Linked DNA regions of Homo sapiens: regions 1 and 2 are each linked to region 3. A link is a loop called in an ENCODE intact Hi-C map of the cell type or tissue named here. Cell type or tissue: mammary epithelial cell. All regions are shown on one strand.

Region 1 (8,000 bases), 460 kb after region 3:
TATTAGCTTTATTTTATTAAAGGATATAAACATATGTGGCAAGACAGAGGTTTCACAGCTTCAACTGGTTCTGTGGGCATAGATTTGCTGCAGACTAAAGTCCCCAAAATCAATTAAATGTAACCTAACTACAAAGATATCACAGCTGATGTTGTTACACTTGTTGGATTTCATAGAAGCCAAATCCTGTAAAGCTTTGAGGTTAGAAATTTTACGAACAAATTGCTTTCTCTAAGCAATTTTGCTGACTGAATTTCCTGTTGAATTCTGCTAGTGAAAAATATGAATATATAAATTTGGGGGCTGGGTGCAGTGGTTCATGCCTGTAATCCCAGCACTTTGGAAAGCCAAGGTGGTCAGGAGTTCGAGACCACCCCGGGCAACATGGAGAAACCCCATCTCTACTAAAAATACAAAAATTAGCCAGGCGTGATGATGGGCACCTGTAATCCCAGCTACTCAGGAGGCCGAGGCAGGAGAATCGCTTGAACCTGGGAGGTGGAAATCACAGTGAGCCAAGATCACACCACTGCACTCCAGTCTGGGCAACAGAGCTAGACTTTGTCTCAAAAAAAGCAAAAACAAAAACAGAAACAAAAACAAAAACAAAAACAAGTGTGTGGAGGGGATTGTTATTACTGTGTCACCGCAGTGTGATGGAAAATCTGGAATTTTACTTGTGTCACCTAAGTTGTGGAATGTAGTCAAATCTCCCAAAAATCTCAAGACAAGAATAATGCCTGTACGAGCTCTTCAACTATTAGGATACTGTCAAATCAAATAGTTTTCTTTGTTGATGGTGGTGGATGGTTTTCATAGAATTGACTTTTATAAGTCTTATATCATAAAGCAAGTGATGGTTCTCACTTTTGGCTACACTTTGAATCACTGGGAGATTGGAAAAATATGATGCCTTGGCCCCACCCCAGACCAATTAATTTGAACTCTCTCTAGTGGTGGGGTCTGGGTGTTGGAATTTCTCAAAGGTCCCCAGATGACTATAATACTCAGCCTGGGTTAAAAACTACCAGTCTGGGCCGGGTTTGGTGGCTCAAGCCTGTAATCCCAGCACTTTGGGAGGCCAAGGCAGGTAGATTATGAGGTGAGGAGATCGAGACCATCCTGGCTAACACAGTGAAACCCCATCTCTACTAAAAATACAAAAGAATTAGCCGGGCGTGGTGGCGGGTGCCTGTAGTCCCAGCTACTCAGGAGGCTGAGGCAGGAGAATGGCATGAACCCAGGAGGTGGAGCTTGCAGTGAGCTAAGATGGTGCCACTGCACTCCAGCCTGGGTAACAGAGCAAGACTGCGTCTCAAAAAAAAAAAAAAAAAAATTACCAGTCTGTAGCCTGAAATGCAAATTTAAGAGGGGTTATATGTGAAAAACAGGAAAAAAAGCATAATTAACTGAACTGACCTCTATTTTAGGTACTTCAAATAAATTCCTAGATATCCAAGTCCCCAAATCAATATTTTTGGGAACAAAAAGAGAGCCAAAGCATTTTATTTGTGCAGACTATGTGGTGGCAGAGTAAACTCTTTATGGAGCTAAGTGAGGCCTTCTATTCCAAGAAGACAATAGGCATTCCCTTATTCAGTTTTCTCCTTCTAATGTTTGTTAGAGCTCAACAGATCAGTGGGAATTAGGAGACTCTGGTGAGGTGGTTAAGACCATCCCTTGACTTGAGATGGCTCCACTTGCAGAAGCTCCACCATTTTGGGCAAGGTCATAGTTACAAATGAGGGCTTCATCTGCTTCCAGGAAAGGGTTGAATAGCATCCACAGGATTTAGCTAATGAGTTGCTGTTATTTCATATTTTAAGAGAACTCCTTTTAAAATTAATCTTATTAATCACTACAGTTATAAAAGTTGATTTTGAGAAATGATAAGACAACTAAAAGTTTAAGTAACATTATTGATGTAAGTGTAACATCTCATTGTAATAGTATAGTCAGCCCTCTGTATCCAGAAGTTTTGCATCCAAAGATTCAACCAACTAAAGATCAAAACTATTTTAAAAACAATAACAACAATAAAAAGTAACAATACAACAAAAAATACAAATAAAAAATATGAAAACTATTTACATAGCATTTACATTATATTAGGTATAATCTAGAGACTATTTAAAGTGTATTGGAGGATGGTGTATGTTATATGCAAATACTATGCCATTTTATATAAGGGACTTGAGCATCTGCAGATTTTGGTTTGGGAGGAGGCCCTAGAACCAATTTCCTCACTGATACCAAGGGACTACTGTATTTTCTTGAGCAACTCCAACTTTACTGAATGGCACTCTCACATAGGCAATAGGCCCTATTCAGGCCCAAAATCCAAAAGGCATTGACTCTCTAACTCTAGGGTGCATCAGAATCACCTGTTGAATTTGAAGCTGCGTTTTAGAGGTATACCCCAGGTATCCTTGATGGAGTAGACAGTCCTCAGATTCCTGTTTTAGAAATCCATAAAGGAACATTGGGCATTTTGAGCACAAGGTCAACGACTACAATATCAGTTACCTCTGTAAATGATTTCCTAAAAATGAATAGAATTCTTTGTCAGGACTTTATTATTAATATTAATAATATGGCCAGGTGCGGCGGCTCATGCCTATAATCCCAGCACTTTGGGAGGCAAAGGTGGATAGATCACCTGAGGTCAGTAGTTTGAGACCAGCCTGACCAACTTGGTGAAACCCCATCTCTACTAAAATAATAATAACAATAATAATAATACATTTCTGAGGCATCATAGCCCAGCTTAAGTCTCTAAGGGAAACAGTAGGAAAACCATTATCTTCAACCGAGGAATGCCTACAAGCCCCTTCCTTCATTACTATAAGTTCCTTTCTGTGTTGTCCATCTCCCCATCAATCCCCCAGTCAAGTGTTCCATGTCTGCCTCCTTTGGCTATTAGATAAGAAATTATAACAATATGCAGTATCATTAGAGTTTTCCTTTAACTGTTTCATTAACTGACATATGAGTCACAAACACATTGTTAGACTTTTTGTAATTTGCATTTAAAAACCCATGTCTACATATACAGTAGTTTAATGAAGTTTTTTTTTTTAATTATTATCATGGTTGCCTTGAAGTGTTGCTTTTGTGGAGCCAAGTAGAGTGCACTTTCTGATGGCTTGAACGTATGGACACTAATACAAATGTTCGTGCATTGATTGCTTGTCAAGTTAGAGATTTGACTAAATGTTTCATCTGACATCTGAAGGGACTCTATAGACCAGGAACTGCAGAAGTCCGGGACCTGACTGTAGAAAAGATCAGGAGGTAAAGAAAAGCTCATGGTGATAAAGAAAGAAGTTACTTGTGAAGTCGAGAGACCTAAACAGGATGTTAAGGGTGCTCCAGAAACCAAAAAAGCTGTTTTTTCCTAATGAAGAGGGAATAAAATGGGGTCCATGAAAGCCACTCAGGGGTCACTAGCAGGACAGGAGGAAGCCTGTTTCCCTCAGCACGTCCCTGACAAGTGGATCTGAGGGAAAGAGGTTTGGAAGATCAAGAAATAAAGAAAGAGTTGATCTACAGATAGAGATGTGAGAGAAAGGGAGAGTGAGAGAAGGACAGTTGGTTGATAAAATAAAGATTCTAGAGCGAGACAGCTAAACCGATTACATTTTATTCTGGGCACTAACAGTCATATGATGCAGGGACTTGAAATAAGGCATGAAAAGCTTAAGCAATTTGCCCAAGGTCCTACTGAGCTGCAATTCTAATAAGCCAGGCAATCTGACTCCAGAGACTACTTGCGTAGCCACTCTGCTTTAGGACTGAGGAAAAGATAGCTCACAGAGCAGTAATGCACTATTATGTGCCATATTATGGTACCCTTGCTATCAAACTTATCATCATACCAGGGCACAAATAAAAGGAGGGGATTTAAAAATAGTGATAGGCTAGTTTTTTAAAAATGTATAGATTGGTAGGATCTAGCAGCTATTAATTAAACAAACAAAATAAAACAAAACAAAAAGCCTTCTTCCTGCATCCCAATAATTTCAAAGAAGGGAACAGGCCAAGGTGGTGGCTCACGCCTGTAGTGCCAACACTTTGGGAGGCTGAGGAGGGTGGATCGCTTGAGTTCAGGAGTTGGAGACCAGCCTGGGCAACATGGCGAAACCTTGTTTCTATAAAAAATGCAAAAAAAAAAAAATTAGCTGGGCATGGTGGCCCATACCTGCAAGGGTTGCTTGAGCCTGGGAGGTGGAGATTGCAGTGAGCCAAGATCTCACCACTGCACTCCAGCCTGGGCAACAGAGTGAGACCTTGTCTTAAAAAATAAAAAAATAAGGTAACAGATATCAAACCACGAAGTGATGATGCTTTGTTTACCCAGACATCATCAAGACAGTTAAAACTGGACAGTTAAACATTTATCATATTCTATGATGAATGAATACTAACAGACCATGTTTGTTTATTCTAAATCAGTAACCCATGGAGCTGATTTATGTGATTTTTTTTCTTAACATTTTATTATAGAAATTTTCAAATATACAGCAAGTTTAAAATAATTTTTCATCAAACCTCTGGTATACTCAGCATCTAGGTTTCCAATGCTGATTTATCCAGCACAGACCTTGGGAACAGCATGATTGATCCTCAGCTTCATCTCTGAGTCATCTCACTGTGCCCAGCATGATGCTTGTTATTAGTTGAGTCATTTGGATGGACGCTGACAATTTACTATGCCTTAGGCAGAGAGATAAGTGATGAGCAACTGATCAAGTATAGAATCCAAAGAAACAATACAAAGAATCCTTTGAATGCTGTGCATGTTATTACTAGTAAGCTCTCTATGCATACTTATGATCAACAGTCACCTGGTGGTACAAGTTTTGAAAAGAGATCAAGGTTATAACATTTGCACATCAAGCTAAGATTTGTTAGAACTCTTTTTCTCCTTTACTTTCACTCTTGCTCTTGCTTTTAGGTCACACTGGGTAATGGAATGGAACTCACATGGTGGATAAAGGGACAATAGCTTACACATGTATTGGCCAAATAATCCCAGTGCACTTGAACTTTTATTTCAATAATACTGTATTAATCCATTCTGACTTTGCTATAAAGAAATGCCTGAGACTGGGTAATTTATAAAGAAAAGAGGTTTAATTGGCTCATGTTTCCATAAGCTGTACAGGAAGCATGGCAGCATCTGGTTGGCTTCTGGGGAGGCCTCAGGAAACTTACAATCATGGTGGAAAGCAAACGGGGAGTCAGCACTTCATATGGCTGGAGCAAAAGGAAGAGAGAGCAGGGGGGAGGTGCCACACACTCTTAAACAACCAGATCTCATGAGAACTCTATCATAAGAACAGCATCAAAAGGAGAAATCTGCTCCCATGATTCAATCACCTCCCACCAAGCCCCACCTCCAACACTGGGGATTACAATTTGACATGAGATTTGGGTGGGACACAGACCCAAACCATATCAAACATTCCACACTTGTAGCAGCCATTTGAACATAGAGGCCATATTTATAGACATCTCAGCCTCCTCTCTTTGGAGGTTGACATGATCGACCTCACTGGGTTACTAGATATATTGCCAGGATGACACATACTGTGGACCATGGTTCTGAGAGCCGTTGCCTGTCATTCAGTGTGATTATTGGCTAGGCATAGATAAAGATTGTTATAAGCTGAATTGTGCCCCCCTCACCAAAAATATGTGTTGAAGTCCTAACCCCTCATTCCTTAGAATGTGGCCTTATTTGGAAATAGAGTCTTTGTAGATTTAAACAAGTTAAGATGAGGTCAATTGAGTGGATTCTAATCCGATATGACTGGTATCCTTATAAAAAGGGGAAATTGGGATGCAAACACAGACCAGCAGATAAGGAGAATGCCATGGGAAGGTAAAGGCAGAGATCGGGGGATGCATCGGCAACTACCAGAAGTTAGGAGCGGCTTGGAACAGATTCTCCCTTACAGCCTCCGAAGGAACCAACCCAGCTGACACCTTGATCTCAGATTCCTAGCCTCCAGAAGTGTGAATCAATACATTTTTCTTGTTTAAACCACCCAATCTGTGATACTTTTTTGTTGTTGTTACAGTAGCCCTAGCAAACAAATATGGGGATGTTGGCAGGAGCTCGAAGAAAATCACCTTTGAGGATATCACATATGAGGCTAAAAGCAGCAGTGAGGAAAATAATCAATTAGAGAAAATCTAATTGTACAAATTTCCTTCCAACTGATGAACCCGCATTCTGAAGATCGCCTTTAGAATGAAAAATGTTAAAAATATATTTTAAAGTGAGCTTTAGAGACCATATGCAATAAGTGCGTTTTTTTGTTTGTTTGTTTGTTTTACCTCTTTAGCATTTGAATGTGGCTTATTTCTGTTTTAGCTGAACAGGTGAATATGCAATGTTTTCTCTGCTGGGAGGATTAACCTATCAGATCTGAGAAGGCTCCAGATCTGGATGGAGGCAAGAGGTAACAGGTGTCTCACAGATGTTTGTCTCTTTTATTCTTCACGTTCTTTGTTTCCTTCAACAAATATTGATTGAAGGCTTGTTAAGTGCCTGGCACTTTTCTAGGTGCTGGGGATAGGAGACAACATCCTCTCTCTTACAGCCTACGTTCTGGCCAGGTAGACAAGCAATGACAAATATACAATGATAGACAGTGGTAAATGCTATGAAGAAGTTAATCAGGGTAAGGTGATGGAGACAGGGTCTGCTCTTTTATAAACAGGATAGTGAGAAATGGCCCCTCAAAAGAGGAGATGTTCAGTGAGAAGAAAATGAGGAAGCAAGGATGGTCAAGAATCTAAAGGAAAAGTATGTTACTCAGGGGAAATAATATAGAAAAAGAACATAATATAGAAGAGAACTTCTGTGATTAGGGAACAACAGCAAGTCCAGTGTGACTAGAGTTGAGTGAGCTGGACAGGGGAGGTAAGAGATGAATTCAGAGAAACTGACAGGGGCCTGATCATGCAGGAGTTTGGAATTTGTTCTGAGTATGATGTGAAACCATTAGAGGGCTTTATTTGTTTTACAAGTTTATTTTTATTGAGACAGAGTTTCGCTCTTTTTGCCCAGACTGGAGTGCAATGGCGCAATCTCGGCTCACTGCAACCTCCGCCTCCCAGGTTCAAGCGATTCTCCTACCTCAGCCTACCAAGTAGCTGGGATTACAAGTACCCGCCATCATGCCTGGCTAATTTTTGTATTTTTAGTAGAGACGGGGTTTCACCATGTTGATCAGGCTGGTCTCGAACTACTGACCTCAAGTGATCCACCCGCCTCAGCCTCCCAAAGTGCTGGGATTACAGGCGTGAGCCACCGTGCCTGGCCTGTTTTACAATTTTAAAAGATTGCTCTAGCTGCTTATCCAAATAATTTATTTCAAGTTACAAGTTATCAGTTTAGAGGTTTTTTTCAATATTCTAGGTGAGAGATGATGGATTCTGGCACTAGGGTAGTAGAAGTGTAGGTGGTTGACTGAAGTCAAGGTAATTTAAAAAGCCAACAGGAGTTGTTTATAAATTGGATGAGGAGAATGATGAGGAAAAGATAAGAGTCAAGGATAACAACTAAGTTTGCAGTTGAGCAACTAGGTGAATAGTGGTGGCATTTACTGACATGGGAAGGCCTGAAGGAGAAGCAGACCCAAGAAAATGGAATTAGGGTTTATTTTGGAAAGAAAGGCTCTAGAAGCTTTCCTGTATTCATGGAAAACTCCACCCAAGATGCATCTAAAAGGACCAGCACTAGCAAACAGACAGGCTACCCCAAGAGACTGGAGCCACGTCCCAAAACTTTCAAGTCTTCTCATTAGCTCCTCCAAGCTTTTTATTTTTTGCTGCTTCTAAATTGCTAAAAGTGGGTAATTATTTGCAAATGTTAAAGTGCATCCCAAGAATAAGAATTACTACTCCATACACCAAACTCTTCAAACTACTCATCCATTGGACCATAAACTACATTACCTAAGCATCAGGCTTATACTGAGTAATCT
Region 2 (8,000 bases), 380 kb after region 3:
TTTTTCTCTTGTTATCAATCCCTGTTGTTCATTGTGACAAGCCAAAAAGGTAATGAAAATCCAAAGATAAATTTTGTTTGAACTACATTTAGCAAAACTAAGTTAACAGATTTAGAAGCAGATAACCATTATGAAATAATCTTATAAGACATATAAGCAAAACCAAATATGAGGGCCGAGGCGGTCGCTCATGCCTATAATCCCCGCACTTTGGGAGGCCGAGGCAGGTGGGTCACTTGAGGACAGGAGTTCAAAACTAGCCTGGCCAACATGGTGAATTCCTGTCTCTACTAAAAATACAAAAGTTAGCTGGATGTGGTGGCACACGCCTGTAATCCCAGCTACTCAGGAGGCTGAGGCAGGAGAATCACTTAAACCTGGGAGGCGGAGGTTGCAGTGACCCAAAATCATGCCACTGCACTCCAGTCTGGGCGACAGAGCAAGACTCGGTCTCAAAACAAAAAACAAAAACAAAATAAACAAAAAATATGAATGAGTTCCAATATCTTCACATAGGGATATCAAGATACTAAATTGAAAATTCCTTAAAGGTTTGTCTTTAACTTACCGGGTAAGTCCTAGACCAGTGGTCCCCAACCTTTTTGGCATCACGGACCAGTTTCATGGAAGGCAATTTTTCCACAGATGGGACTGGGGTGGGGTGGGATGTGGGGGATGATTTCAGGTTGAAACTGTTCCACCTCAGATCATGAGGCATTGATTCTTGTGAGGAATGCGCAAGCTAGATCCTTCACCTGCACAGTTCACAGTAGGGTTTGCACTCCTTTGAGAAGCTAATGCTACCACTGATCTGATAAGAGGCGGAGCTCAGGCTGTAATGCTTGCCCCCTGCTCACTTCCTGCTGTGTGGCTTGGTTTCTAACAGGCCACAGACTGGTACCGGTCAGCGGCCTGGGGATTGAGGACCCCTGTCCTAGATGTTTGATATGGTGCCTACAGAATGCTAGTGTAATTCAAGAGTCGATTTTAAGCAATATTTCTTTGCCACTATAGGCAAGATCCTGAGCAAGGCATTACAACTACATGTAATTCAGGAAATATAAAATAACCTATTCTTTTTTTTTTTTTTTTTTTTTTGAGACATAGTCCAACTCTGTCACCCAGGTCAGAGTGCAATGGCATGATCTCGGCTCACTGCAGCCTCCACCTCCCAGGTTCAAGCGATTCTTCTGCCTCAGGCTCTCAGGTAGCTGGATTTACAGGCGCACGCCACCATGCCTGGCTAATTTTTTGTGTTTTTAGTAGAGACGGGGTTTTGCCATGTTGGCCAGGTTGGTCTCGAACTCCTGGCCTCAAGTGATCCACCCGTCTCGGCTTCAACCTATTCTTTTTGAACACCAGAAATACGCTAAGGATTCATTTTGAGCCATAATCTAACTTTGAATCTAAGGTACGACGACCCAGTTGGCTTAGAATATAGCTCTAATAAAGTATTGTTCTTTTATGCATCCCTGACAGTGAAAAAGTTTGTGAATATCTTGAGCACTAGAGAGATAAATGAAAATGTGAGTGTACAAAATCCAACCTCAAAATGAGAACACAGCCCTGAGCACAGGTCCTGAACAAAAAGCAGAACATCTTTTTGTCAGCCTCACACCTCCTCTAAACCCCAATTTAGAATAGGTTTGGTATGAAGATCAAAATAGATTAACTGTATGGAGAATCTGTAAACCCAAAATAGATTAACTGTATGGAGAATCTGTAAACCCAAAACACCATAAAGGTGTAAAGTGGTATAATTATTATTACTATATGTTTTTACACACCAAAAACCACAGAGTCGGCTTCTGTACAGCTCACAGTGTGAAAAGGTGTGTTTCTTCTTCCAGAAAACATTAAAATTGGTCAATATATGACTTTTTAATCTTCTTATGGTTAATCCAAGTGAATTGTAATTTTCCTCCATGGTAAGGGTTATATTTTCCCCTTTATTTCTGGAATCTTTTTGCTTTTCCTTTCTTCTTTTTCTCTGTCTCTGTATATGTCTCTGTCTTTTTGTTTTTTAAACAAACACCCTCCTTTCCGCAGAAAGCCTAAGGGCCATTATTATTGTTGTTCAAGGGGAAAAGTGGCTCCCAAATGTCAGGCTCAATTCTCTGGCTTTCTTCCTCTTCCAATCTTTGTCCCAAGATGCCTCACTGCATTGTTACTGTTCCAAAGTAAAACCAATCAGTTCTTTAAAAATCTTCTGAATGCCCATAATTTCATGTACTTAGTTTACTATCAGTCACTACATGATACACTTTTAATTTGGCAAATTTAATGTGACAAATTAATTGGACAAATTTAATGTGATGGTCAAATCATCTTGAGCTACGCAATTCAAAATAATAATTTGGATAGGCCTTAGTTTACTTTTCCCCATTTTTCTCTAACAGTGTTCAACAGTTTCGTATCTGCCAAACCTGAGAAAATTCTTCATAAAATTTCAGAGCTTTTGAGCCTCTTTGAAGTGGCAATATCCACAGGGGACCCGATGTGCTCAGCTAACTTGGTAACCTGACCCTATATCCCTGCATACCCAGACCTCTCTATTCGTTTCTCCCGGGCGAATCCCACCTCAGCCCCCAACTCTGAGTAGCTCAGACTACAAGCACAAGCCACCATGCCTGACTGATTTTTGTATTTTTGCAGAGACAGAGTTTTGCCATTTTGCCCAAGCTGGTCTCAAACTCCTGGGCTCAAGTGATCCAGCCTCAGCCTCCCAAAGTGCTGGGATTACAGGCATGAGCCATTGCACCTGGCCTGTTGGCCAACTCTTAATAGCAATTCTTCTATGCTATAGTGAAATAATTAGAAAAGACTACATCCCTAAATATTTTAGGATGCATTAATCACTGTCTTTAACTAATAAATTAATTGAATGCAAAGAGTCCATTCTAAAATATCGGGGAATTTTATCCTTCAACACAGACTTTCTACAGTAGTTTTCAAACAGATTTTGAAGTCTTACGTTACAAATTAGAAAGTAGAAACACATTTCTAATCTGATATTAAAACATTTACAGAGGAAATAATTGAAAATGTCTTACCAGATCACTGTCAGAATTGGCAGTACTAGGCAGTCCTCCTGATTTTCATTCCAGAATTATAATGATAAGAAGGTAGATATTTTTAAGAGAACTAAACAGTAAGTTAATCAGCTATAGTATTCTCAGTTTTTTCCCTGAAGTTTTTTCTCATTATCTCATTTACTTTGGGGACCAATAACTTGTCCCCTTTTTGCAAACATGGGCAGAAACAATGAGTACTTTTTCATTTTGCCTCTAATGCTAAACAGTAACTCCTTGAGGCTAGAACTACAGATCCGTTCTCTCTCTAATCCCCAGTTCCTACCACAGTGACTGGTAATAACTTTCAGTAATTATGTGCACGATGCACATTTCCTTGTTAACTAAATATTTTACTTATTTCGATTGTAACCTGTAACTTTTATAGAATCCTTGCAAGGTGACCAGAAAGCTCTTTTTTGAGGAGCATAATTCTTGTTTGCGCTATTTTTTTACTCATGTCTTTTCCTAGTGATGATATTGTCTCTCCAGCACTCTCTCTCCTCCCCTCAACCCGTCCTTCTCCATCCCTGTTTCTGTAATCTCTTTATCCTAATTATAAGCTACTTAATATAGAAAGAAAATAATTGTAACAAAGGGAAAAGTTCCTTAAATGCATTACCTTTTTTCTGAAATTTGCAACAATGGCAGGATTCTTAGTAGGGCTAGCAAGCACCACTTACAGTTCTTAGGCAAAAAACCGAAGCCAAAGGACATCATCTGTCATGGAGAAAGACCCAATAGGGGAGAATATTTCCAAAATTCACATCATCAACAGCAGTATGAAATGAGAGTGATGCTAAGAGTCTGACATATACCAGCATGTAAGGGCCAGTCGCACTAGTGGGTGTCAGAGGTTACTTCTTCATTCATAGCTAAAAAGTGGAAGATGATTCATATGTCTTTGCTACTGATGTAAACAAAACACGGTGGGTGGACAGCACCCCCTGAGGGAGATGGAGATGCTGGTGAGTGGGTCGATAAGGAAGTCACTCTGCCAGCCGCCTCCTTCTTCCCAAATGTGCACAAACTCCACCTTGTAAGGTGTCCAAGGACAATGACTTATTCCACAGCAGGTGCAAACACTCAAGATTTCAGTGAGTGTCAACCTCAAATAGCTTAGGTGCTGAATCTAAATTCCACAATCTGTCGACCTGACATCGTCCTCTCTTCAGGTGTTTATATGGCCCTGGAAAAAGAAATAGTTCCATTACATAAAAGGAATTACAAAAATAATGCACCCAAACTCCAGAGAGTACTTACAGTCTTGCATCATTTTGCAATAGTTTCAGTTTCAGATCTGCATAGAATGTTGACCAGGGATAAGGTTTAACAAATCTTAAGTATGAGCATTTTGGGTCTTTTATTTCCTTAATTTCATTGAAAATAGCTGTGTCATTGACACTTTTTAGGCATATCATTATATGTATGCTCAGAGTTCACTTCCAAGAGAGTAAAATATGGCAAAGGATCATTTTAATCCAGTTGTTATCTTTTTATTTATACCCAAATTTTGTATATCTTATATGACAATTGATTTCTACTTTATCTGGTTGTATGATGAGGATGAGTTATTTTTTAAAAACACAACTGTTACTTATAACTTAAACCCAATTTGGGCTTCATAAGAATTGTCCTTCTTTCAGGCTAATATTTATGCTAACAATTGTCACAACCATAATGGAGGAAAAAAATATTTTAAGGACAAGAATGTCACTTGAGAATAAGTGAACACCCCCTGTGACCTGGCATTTCTTGGAAGAAAGGAAGGTGCTGTGACATGCCCCTGTCATTCTGAGGTCCTCTGGAAAGGGCTGTCGTTCACAGTTGCCTGGGCAAGGCTGAGCAGGACGCACGTTTGGTGACTCAAAACATGCCGTTAAGAGTAACTAGGGTGGAACGATGCATAGCCACCATTTCAATTATGTTGGGCTATCAAAACTTTCTTAGGCAAAAGATTAAACATGTTTTTCACCAATTGTAATGGTGCTTATTTCGTTGTGTTTTGTTTTTTAAATGAGCTATTGTTAGTGCCTGTTTCTCAGAAACATAACTTACTGTAAGAATCCACACACAGGCTTAGTCACACAGCCCACCCCTCCTTTGTGCGTTTCAGATGAACAAGGGGCGTGTCTGCAGAGCATTTGCCACTGACTCATTGCACTCCCCACACAGTGAGCGATGAGCAGTAAGTGACCAGGAAGATGACAGAATCCCATCATTGTTTTGGTATTTAGAAACTAGTAAACAGTGAAATCTTGTTTTAGCTACAAATAAAAACAAAAATATTCCATTCCTTTCTCTTCTCGAGGGTGTGCATAGGTGGAAGTGAATGTGCTCTTGTATGAGGACACATACACCTCGTTATTCAAATAGGTATGAGGAGACTCCAGAGAGCTGTGTTCTTAAGATCTATGTAGGAATAAGTAGTAGTTGCCAGATAGGGTTATTACCAAGGAAACCTAAGGCTGAAGTATATAAAAATCTGCCCACTGATGACTTTGTTTGACTTTCGGTTTTCTCATTTTAATTACAGGATGCTCTGCAGCCTTACCATCCCTTAGTCTTTCCTCTACAAATATAGTATTCATAGTAATTCACTTAGTTTTCTATGACATTGAAATGAAAATTATAGGTATAAAAATTAGGTTTACAAAAATCATTTGGAATTCTTCTGCACTGAGGATTTGTCTACTCTCTCCTATTTGTTCAGTTCTTTAATCACTTATTTTCATCAGTATGGGCATGTGGATATTTATCTTAAGCTTTGAGTTATAGTCCAACAGCGCACTGTTGATCGATTGATTGATTTGCTTAAATTGTTTCAGTTTTGGCCATTGGGAACTTTTTCAGCCGTGTGTCTTTTTGACATATTCCCATCACTGTGGATTTTTTTTTAATTTTTTTATTTTTTGCTCTCATTTGAGTGCCTCCTTGCCTTCTGGAACTACAAGATGCTGCAGGCTTATCTTAGGTATTCCCTTCCCCGTCCTAAAATCAGCCATGTCTCCAAGTAACCATTGGAGAATGGTATTAGAAATCAAGATTGGGGCCGGGTGTAGTGGCTCACGCCTGTAATCCCAACACTTTGGGAGGCTGAGGCAGGCAGATCACCTGAGGTCAGGAGTTCGAGACCAGCCTGGCCAACATGGTGAAACCCTGTCTCTACTAGAAATACAAAAAATTAGCCGGGCTTGGTGGTGGGCGCCTTGAATCCCAGCTACTTGGGAGACTGAGGCAGGGAATCACTTCAACCCGGGAGGTGGAGGTTGCAGTGAGCCGAGATCACACCATTGCACTCCAGCCTGGGGGACAGAGCGAGACTCCATCTCAAAAAAATAAATAAATAAAAGAAATCAAGATCTTCTTGCTACTGGAATGTTGACAGAACAGGGAAATATATACGTGTGTTCTAATAATTATATGTACACATATCTATAAGTATTTATATATGTAATTATTCGTATCTATATTAAGCTAAATGTGAGTGCATACAGTTGTCTCAACTCTAATCCTATACCACATGGATCATTCTAGCCTCTTTCCTGTCTTTGTATGTCACCTTCCACTCCAACAGTGAGAAACCTGGCTCCCACCATCCACCATCCACTCATTTATTTGCTCAATACCAGTACACATGAATAACGCCCTCAAAATCAAACTATACTCCTGAGATGCAACTTTATTGACGAGAATACAGTGCTTACATACAGTTTATTTTGCCTTTGGTCTTGTAGTCTCCATTCATTTCTAAAGTTGTTTAGGTCAGCAACTTTCCTCCCACCTCCTTCAGGGAAATTATTTTATACATCTGTAAGACACTTAGATTGTTTTGTCATAGCCTGCACTCCATTCTGGGATCCCCTAATATCCTAAGTGATTTTTCAAAAATTTGTATACATTAGGGTGCACAAAAAGCAATTTTTTGTGCTGTAACGTTCTACTCACCACTCAAGGACTCTGGTGTAACTCCCCACCCTGTTAAGTATGGGCTCCACATAGTGACTTCCTTTCCAAAAAATACAGTATGAAAAGGGTGGGGCGGAGGGCAACTTTACAACAGAGAAAGCTGACAGACATCACCCCAGCCAGGTGATCAAGGTTAACGTCACCAGTGATGTCGTGTTGATAGCAAGTACCCTTGATGTGATGTGGTGAGGATGACACTTTACCTCTGTGATCTCCTCAAAACCCATAACCCCAGTCTAATCATGAGGAAAACACTCTAGAAACACCAACTGAGAGATATTTTACAAAATACATGACCAAGCTTGCTCAAAACTGTCACCATCATCAAAAATAAGGAAAGTCTGAGAAATTGTCACAATCTAGACGAGCTTAAGGAGACAAGATAACTCAATTTTTTAATTTGTTTGTTTATTTATTTATTTATTTATTTACTTTTGAGTTGGAGCCTCAATTTATCACCCAGGCTGGAGTGCGGTGGCACAATCTCGGCTCACTGCAACCTCTGCCTCCCAGGTTCCAACGATTCTCCCACCTCAGCCTCCTGAGTAGCTGGGATTACAGGCGCGCAGCACAATGCTCGCGAATTTTTGTATTTTTAGTAGAGAAGGGGTTTCGCTATGTTGACCAGGCTGGTCTCAAGCTCCTGACGTCAAGTGATCTGCCTGCCTCAGCCTCCCAAAGTGCTGGGATTACAGGCATGAGCTGCCACACCCAGCCAGATAACTCAGTTTAATGTGATATCCTGGATAGGCTCCTGGAACAGAAAAGAGACGTGAGGTAAAAACTACGGGTATCTGGCCAGGCGTGGTGGCTCACGCCTGTAATCCCAGCACTTTGGGAGGCTGAGATGGGCAGGTCAACTGAGGTCAGGAGTTTGAGACCAGCCTAGCCAACATGGTGAAACCCCATTTCTACTAAAAATACAAAAATTCGCGTGGCATGGTGATGGGCACCTGTAAT
Region 3 (8,000 bases):
TGTGGTGGCACACCTGTAGTCCCAGCTACTCGGGAGGCTGAGGCAGGAGAATCACTTGAACCCAGAGGCAGAGGTTGTAGTGAGCCAAGATCGCACCACTGCACTCCAGCCTGGAGACAGAGCGAGATTCCATCTCAAAAAAGAAAGAAAGAAAGAAAGAAATGCTGGCCTCTAAATAACCAAGTTAGAGTTGGTTGCCATGATTGTCTTTTAATGACATCTACGTACTATCCTTTTCTGACATCAAAACCGACCCTGGCCGGGCGCAGTGGCTCACGCCTAAAATCCCAGCACTTTGGGAGGCCGAGGCGTGTGGATCACGAGGTCAGGAGATTGAGACCTTCCTGGCTAACATGGTGAAACCCCATCTCTGCTTAAAAAAAAAAAAAAAAAAAAATTAGCCAGGTGTGGTGGCGGGTGCCTGTAGTCCCAGCTACTCGGGAGGTTGAGGCCAGGGAATGGCATGAACCTGGGAGGCAGAGCTTGCAGTGAGCGGAGAGCTCACCACTGCACTCCAGCCTGGGTGACAGAGCAAGACTCCGTCTCAAAAAACAAAACAAAGCAAAACAAAAAAACTGACCCAATGGTCCCATAGACAGTTCTTTTTGATAAACATAGAAATTGACCTTTCTAGTCTTAAAGCTTGAAACTAATATTCGTTTTATCTGAGTTCCTTTCTTATGAAAGGACTTTCATACCTCTCAAAAAAAGTATCAAAGGACTGAAATTCACGAAGTCACCAGATCCAGACAATGAGATGCCTGACCCCTCATTCGTCATGATTTCTTCTTTGCCCCTCCCTAGTTCCTGTTTTCTTACACATTGTTACATTTTTCTCCCTGCTATATAAACCCACGTTTCAGTTGATAAGGGAAATGGATTTTTTTTTTTTTTTTTGAGATGGAGTCTTGTTCTGTCACCCAGGCTGGAGTGCAGTGGTGCAATCTCAGCTCACTGCAACTTCCGCCTCCCAGGTTCAAGCTATTCTCCTGCCTCAGCCTTCCAAGTAGCTGGGACTACAGGTGTGTGCTACCATGCCCAGCTAATTTTTGTATTTTTAGTAGAGATGGGGTTTACCATGTTGGCCAGGCTGGTCTCAAGCTCCTGACCTCAGGCAATCTGCCTGCCTCAGCCTCTTAAAGTGTTGAGATTACAGGCATGAGCCACCATGCCTGGCCAGGGAAATGGATTTGAGACTGAGCCCCCATCTTCTAGGATGTAGCACCCAATTAAAGCCTTCTTCCTTGGCATGTCATCATCTCAGTGATTGGTTTTCTGTGCAGCCAGCAGCAGGACCTAGACTGAACCCTTGGTGTTTCGGTAACAACATCAGTGTGATTGATGTCCTCATGAAACCAATGGAATCAGAATTTCCTAGAAATCTTTACAAAGCTTTTGCTTCTCTCATGTTGTATTCTTCAGTCCATGGTGGTTTACATTTGCCTCTTTTATCATCTCTTTTAGTCTGAAAATTTTCTGTTTCTCGTATTAGTGCTTTCAAATAGATTGCCTATTGGATTATTTTCTCATTTATATAGCAGACTCGGATTGGATGGGGGGATATGATTAAAAGACAATTACATATATTTAATACTTTTAGAGGATTTATACAGGAACAAAAATCAGAGGAAGACCTACAAGATTTTCTAATTTAAAAATTTTTAATTATTCTAATAAGCATTTCATGCTCTTAGCTCTTTACTATGAAGAAATGGACTGGGAGCCAACAGATCTGAGTTCCTGTCCCTGCATTGACAAATAATTCATTTTCAGAGCCTGTTTCACAAGCCATGAAATAAGGGAACCATTTTATGTAGAAAGTAGCTTCAAAACAGCTGGGATGAATAAAGTACTTTATTACCTGGAGACTTCAAACACAGTTTTTTTGCTGTGGCCCATAATTTGATAGTGTCTAATTGCATCTAAAATCCAAGTTTTCGGCCAGGCGTGGTGGCTCACACCTGTAATCCCAGCAATTTGGGAGGCCAAGGTGGGCGGATCATGAGGTCAGGAGTTTGAGACCAGTCTGACCAACATGGTGAAACTCCATCTCTACTAAAAATACAAAAATTAGCTGGGCGTGGTAGTGTGTGCCTGTAATCCCAGCTACTCAGGAGGCTGAGGCAGGAAAATCGCTTGAAACTGGGAGGCAGAGGTGGCAGTGAGCTGAGATCGCACCATTGCACTCCTGCCTGGGTGACAGAGTGGGACTCCGTCTCAAAAAAAAAAAAAAAAGTTTTCTGCGATGGCATCTAAGCATCTTTCTGTTCCAGTCCTGAACTGCCTTCCACATCACTTCCCACCCATCTTCTTGGGCCCTGATCCTTTATCACATGCTGTACTCTCAGGACTCCTGACCTTTGCTTCTGCTGTTCCCCCTGCCTAGCATACCACACCCATTTCTTTAGAAATCAAAGGCCCATCTATCTCCTTCAAAACTCAGATCTAGTGTTTCCTCTTGCATGCAGCTTTTTCTAACCTCAGCAGAATGAATTTCCCCCTTCCCTTTGTGCTTTCTCATAATGGAACATTTATCATATGGGATAATTACTTGTTACATGTTTTGTTTTCTATTTAATACCTCCTAAGTTTTGACTGAAGCTTGTCCACATGCTTGGTCACAGAACTGTCCTGGGAAATTCCCTGATGAATTATTTCAAAAGCAACCAAAGTGTCCTAACTTGATGGTAGCAGGGGAAAAACAAGGATCATCTCAGTGTGGCTGAATGAAAAGCAGTATCTATCTGGATCTTCATAAATGATGGAATTGATTTGCCACACCATTTGGTAAAGGCCTGAAGCCGTGGTTAACAGGGTTATTTTGATGAAAACTTGAAACAAAAAACACTCAAAGGACAACAGCCCCGGTGGCCCTTGAGGCAAATGATTGATTCCTGGGGCTATGTTGGAAAGTTTGGCAGAGAAGAGACTGAAATATGCTGTGGGGTGAGGAGGTTGTAGGAGGGGGCCCCACTGGGAGATTCTTGGGCTTTGGAAACATGGGGGAGAGAAAATGGTCCAGAAATGTTGTCTTGGGAAATTAGGGACAGCAGAGCTAGGGATAACAGCATGTCTAGAATACGCTGATAAATTTCCACTAGATGACGCTGTTTCCTCATTTGGCGAATGAGATTTATTACCCTACCCCTACCGGCCAACCTAAGCCCCGGACCACGGACCACGGACCACAGAGGCGTGAGAGCCTGGAGGCCTGGGCTCTAGTTCCAAATCTGCCCCTCCCTGGAATGAGGCCTGGAAGGAACAGACCTCCAAGATTCCCTGAGATTCCTCATTTGTAAAACAAAGAAATCCTCAACCAGGTGCTTTCTAAAACTTCTCCAATTACTTTTTAAAATACGTTTTATTTTTCCATTTTAATGAAAACTGTGGGGATATGTATTGCCTTTTATGTAAATATATACTTGTCATACAGAAATATCAATTTTTATTTAACCAAATCTCATTTAGATAATTAGACTCTGTAAAGCATACGGGGCAAGAATCAAATGAATAACAGTATACTTGTACACATTGGTATGCCTCCTGGGCCTAAACATTTCCCATTTATGTATGCAGTGAATTGTAGAGCTGGAAAGAATCTTAGAGGTTATACAAATAGTTCAGTCTTTTACGTATCTAATATCTAAACATAAGCTTCTCCAGGGGAAAAATTCTATTATTTTTTTTTCCATGATGAATTTTTTTTAGGGTCTGTAGTTGTAGAACTATGTCCTTGTGCTTGAGGCCAGCTCTATACTGAGTTCTCTCATGCAGGTTATCATTTGACGCACGACTTCCGAAGCTCGCTTAAGTCATAACTGAATCATTGAATGACATCAAACACCTAGCTGTTGTGTTTGAGCTCCTTTTTTTTTTTTTTTTTTTTGCCTACTCTTGTGATATGGGTCTGTCCAGCAGTGCTTCTCTCTGTTTGCTTCAGATGTTTTCAGTTATATGGAAATTAAACTCCAAGGGAAGAATATGGGGTGGATCAAATTCTGTAACTGTGTCAATCCCTGCCCCCTCCCCAGAGGACACATCCAGATCCATGTCTCTGCCTCGTGTTTACCATCAGTGGAGCCCAGATTGTTTCAACACATAGAAAGACCCACTGCTTTTCCTGGCAAGTCCTGAAGGTCATTTGTTTGCTGCTTTTTACGGTAATTGCAACAACCATTTATCCCCTTGTAAACAAATAGTGTGCTTCTAACCTATGTACCACAGTTAAAACGTTATCCCAGTAGGACAAGAGAGTTGCTGACAAAGAGAACTGGCAACATAGGGGGGAGAAAGAAGCAAGGCGTAGTCTGTCTCTTACAAATGTGGGTCATATATATTTCTGTCTGAAGGAGATGATGGACTTCAATTTTGTTCTTCCAATTCCTTTCTATACCCCAGTGAGAACAGTTTTTAGTACATATTTAAGTTCTTTTGCTTTAAGAAGAAAGATAAGAATGATAATAATCTCTGAATGTACCAATCCGCTGTTAAACCCCCTCCACCACCCACCAAATAACTCCTCTCACTAGATCAGTTCAGCCCCAGGGTTCATAGTTAACAAGGCTTCATTAGGGCTGAAAAAAAAATTGCCTTTGCTTCCAAACACGGGTTGAGCTCTGATACGGCCTCAGCAGGGAACAGATTTCCCCCTTTTATCTCTTTGCTTCACTGGTGTGTAATCTTGTCTTTTGGAACGGTGGTAATCAGAACAAATTACCTAGAGTGGGGAATAAAAAGACTTCACAGTCATTGTGGGTAATTTTTTGTTTTCTTTAACAATTGGTACCTTCCTTTAGTAATTGAAAATGATCCAAGAAATCTCTATGTACTTCGTAAGACTTTCCTAAGCGTGCCAGCTAAAGCTTTTAAGGTGGTAGAGATGGTTTCAGCGAGGGCTTGGAAGCTCCAAAAAACCAGAAACTTGCCTTGTTGCCTGGGTCCCTCAACAGGGATGGCCAGAGTTTCTTGAGACAATTGCTGCTGTGGTCTGGAAAGAAGCAGAGCCATGAAAGAGGAGAAGGCTTTGTGGCATGTCTAGGCCCAAATTCCAGATGCAGAGTTTAGTGTGAACAGCGTGTCCCTCCCAATCTTGAGAAGAAGATAAAGAATGGTGCTCCTCTAGGATCTGCCCTCGGTTTTTGTTGGGGGCTCCAGTCCCACTAGACCTGGGTTATTGTCAGAAAGGCAGCCTCACAGTACCTCTGCCACTCAGTGGGGGTCTCTGCGCCTGCTGCTTCATTCATCATCCCCTGCCTCTCCCACGTGCACTGGAAAATGTTATTTGCTTCTTGAGGTTCAGAGAGATGAAGAACATGCCTGAGTTCACTAGCATGAAGCAAGTGTTAGAACCTCTGAGAGACTGAAGGGTTGGGGGTGAGGGTTTATGACATCCATGGGGATGCTTAGAGGAACATCTGCCATGTCAGGTGTCATTTCTGAAGCTTCATACTAGATGAATTTGAGATGTGTGGAAATAGGAACAGCCTATTTGTGAGGTTACCTTCCTGGGCAAAGCAATGTTATCCAAGATTCACTCAGAAAGCCGCAAGAAGCATGCTGGAGCTAGGTGTCAAGAGGAGGTTTATGGCATGTCATTAATGGAAAGTCAGGTGGAAAAGAGCTAACACTTCTCAAGGTATCATCCTTCTGTGTCAAAGTCTCTGCCTCTACAGGACTGTAAGTATGTGGGTTGATAACAGCTTCTAGTGCCTTGAACATGTTACCAGTGGTTGAATGAACAAATGAGCAGAAGTTGGAGATACCCTCATTAGGACGTAGGATGTTCTGAGCCTTAGGTTATCTAAGACTAAGGAGTTTATGAGATGGACTATATCTGCAAAGTCCTGGAGGACTTTAAGAGGTGATAAAGGCTCAGTTGTGTGTAGTAGTAGGGATTTACATAAGAAAAATTTTGGATGGCAACTTAAACTAGGTCAGCATTTTTTAAGGGGGGGTAAGGACATGTGTATGTTAAGAAAAGTGGATGTAGTCTCAAATCTGGGTATGTCTAAGTGGGAATTAGTGCAAGTCGTCTCTGCAGGCATACTTAACCAAAATGAGAAATTAGGGAGCTAGGAGAGTTTAGGGTCTGAGGTGTAATCTTCAGCTGAGACACTGGGTGCCTGCCAGCAAGCTCAGTCATTAAGGGACTGAATTCAGGGTAGAAAGTCCAGCCATGGGTGCTGTGGACTCCAAGTTCAGAGCAGAGTAACCACTTTTATTGTGGTTACTAGACCAAGTTCAACATAAGTTCCAATGTCTCCTCTTTTCCCTTGGAACAATGCAGAAAGTCTATTTCCTTCTTGAGTTACTCTAAGGCTTGGTGTTTCTTATATTCATTTCTAGCTTCCTTTAGTCAAGCCAAATTGTTAATATGCTTGACCAAAAATGATGGAAAAATCAAGATAATAGTCAGAGTTGAGTAATTTCTAACATGAGTCAAAATATAAAAATTATTAGACTGCCCATGAACATAAAAACAGTAACATTACCAACATCAGTTCAAACACAGCATCACAAAATAGAAGTATATTTGTAAATTTTAGCAGCTGCGACTGAACTACATTTTCCATGTATTGATAAAGCAGCCTGGGCAAAAAAAGAAATTATGAGTCACAGGGATGTCTGTATCAGACTCAGAGTAGTACGTCAATTTCTAAAATTGATCTTGAATATATTTATGTCAGAGTCATCCCAAGATGCTTCTGATACGAGTCTTGTGCTAGAGAGTAACATGACTTTGGAGATGTCCTAACCAGGGTTATGAGAAACCCTCTTCTATTTGCCATGGTGATGGTTCAAAGCACAGTTCATCTGGTTCACAAAAAGCAGTTGATCCCTGGTTGGGTCAGAGAAGGGCTGGTGGAGGAGATGAAGAAAAATGAGGGGGGAGATTGTCTTGGGCAACTCTGCTGAGCAACTCCTTGAATTTGACCTGTGGTTCCACCCTTCTTAAATTTCTTCTGAGAAAAGAATACTGGCAGAATGTTGACAATTACTGAAGCCTGGTGGCAGGTGAAGGAGGTTCATTAGGCTATCTTTACTTTTGTTTAACAATTTCTATTATGAAAGTTAAAACATTTCTTCAAAGTAGTTGGTAGGATTTTTTTTTTTTTTTTTTTTTTTTTTTTTTTTTGAGATGGAGTCTCACTCTGTCGCCCAGGCTGGAGTACAGTGGTGCGATCTCGGCTCACTGCAACCTCTGCCTCCCGAGTTCAAGCAAATCTCTGCCTCAGCCTCCTGAGTAGCTGGGATTACAGGCGTGTGCCGCCATGCCTGGCTAATTTTTTGCATTTTTAGTAGAGACGGGGTTTCACCATCTTGGCCAGGCTGGTCTTGAACTCCTGACCTCGTGATCCACCCGCTTCAGCCTCCCAAAGTGCTGGGATTACAGATGTGAGCCACTGCACCTGGCCAGAATTATTTTTAAATGGGAAAACAATTTATGGGATTTCTGTATTCTTATTGCATTTCTTGATTAAAAAACAACTAAAAATTGAAATATAAATATATTGTTATATATGACTATTATTTTGCCTATTTTGCACACTTATATATGCCTATTATTTACACTTCTGGTATATAGGAGAGAGAAAGTGAGCAAATGGGTATTTTCCCTAATGAGACGATATATTTTTTCTTACCATGCTAGTGTTTATAGTCTGGAAAATTCTGTTAAGATATGGAAAGTGACAAGTAGAGCCCACTTTCCACTTTATGGGACAGGCTTAGGGAATGACTGTTCATTGAATCCACTCCCAAAACATAGACTTGCCTTTGATTATATTGGCCATCTTTTATGTTGAGGAACTCTAATGGGCATTTTTTTTTTTTTTTCTGGGGACGGAGTCTCGCTCTGTCGCCCAGGCTGGAGTGCTGCAATGATGTGATCTCAGCTTACTGCAACCCCTACATCCTGGGCTCAAGCGATTCTCCTGCCTCAGCCTCCCAAGTAGCTAGGATTACAGGCGCCTGCCACTATGCCCAGCTAATCTTTGTCT

Evidence for each region. Hi-C counts contacts between places; a loop is a spot of excess contacts. Peaks named below come from ENCODE experiments on the same cell type or tissue, not always from the same donor. Only the 100,000 strongest peaks of a DNase experiment are listed, where the experiment ranks them.
Region 1: a loop joins it to region 3, with 12 times the contacts of the local background. A loop is called at or near these places in 4 of 110 quality-filtered maps.
Region 2: it touches region 3 in a loop (5-fold over the local background); 6 of 110 quality-filtered maps call a loop at or near these places.

The regions. Positions count from the first base shown.
Region 1 is chr6:134,360,225-134,368,224 of GRCh38, reverse strand. No RefSeq gene overlaps it. Among named protein-coding and RNA genes, the nearest start is that of SGK1, 46 kb to the right of the region's middle. In mammary epithelial cell, no CTCF peak of the experiment used is centred here; a DNase peak (open chromatin) is centred at 4,704; H3K27ac peaks cover 2,703 bases.
Region 2 is chr6:134,433,575-134,441,574 of GRCh38, reverse strand. The region is part of intron 4 of CT69 (cancer/testis associated transcript 69); the gene reads left to right. LINC01010 (long intergenic non-protein coding RNA 1010) reads right to left here and starts at 3,859. Exons shown (of 3, transcript NR_038217.1): 1 at 3,694-3,859. RefSeq lists enhancers at 3,813-3,872, 5,030-5,324, 4,474-5,673. In mammary epithelial cell, a CTCF peak has its summit at 4,016; DNase peaks (open chromatin) are centred at 3,984 and 5,204; H3K27ac peaks cover 2,350 bases.
Region 3 is chr6:134,818,221-134,826,220 of GRCh38, reverse strand. The region is part of intron 2 of LOC101928277 (a long non-coding RNA gene); the gene reads left to right. Among named protein-coding and RNA genes, the nearest start is that of ALDH8A1, 130 kb to the left of the region's middle. In mammary epithelial cell, a CTCF peak has its summit at 3,119 (motif pointing right); a DNase peak (open chromatin) is centred at 3,120.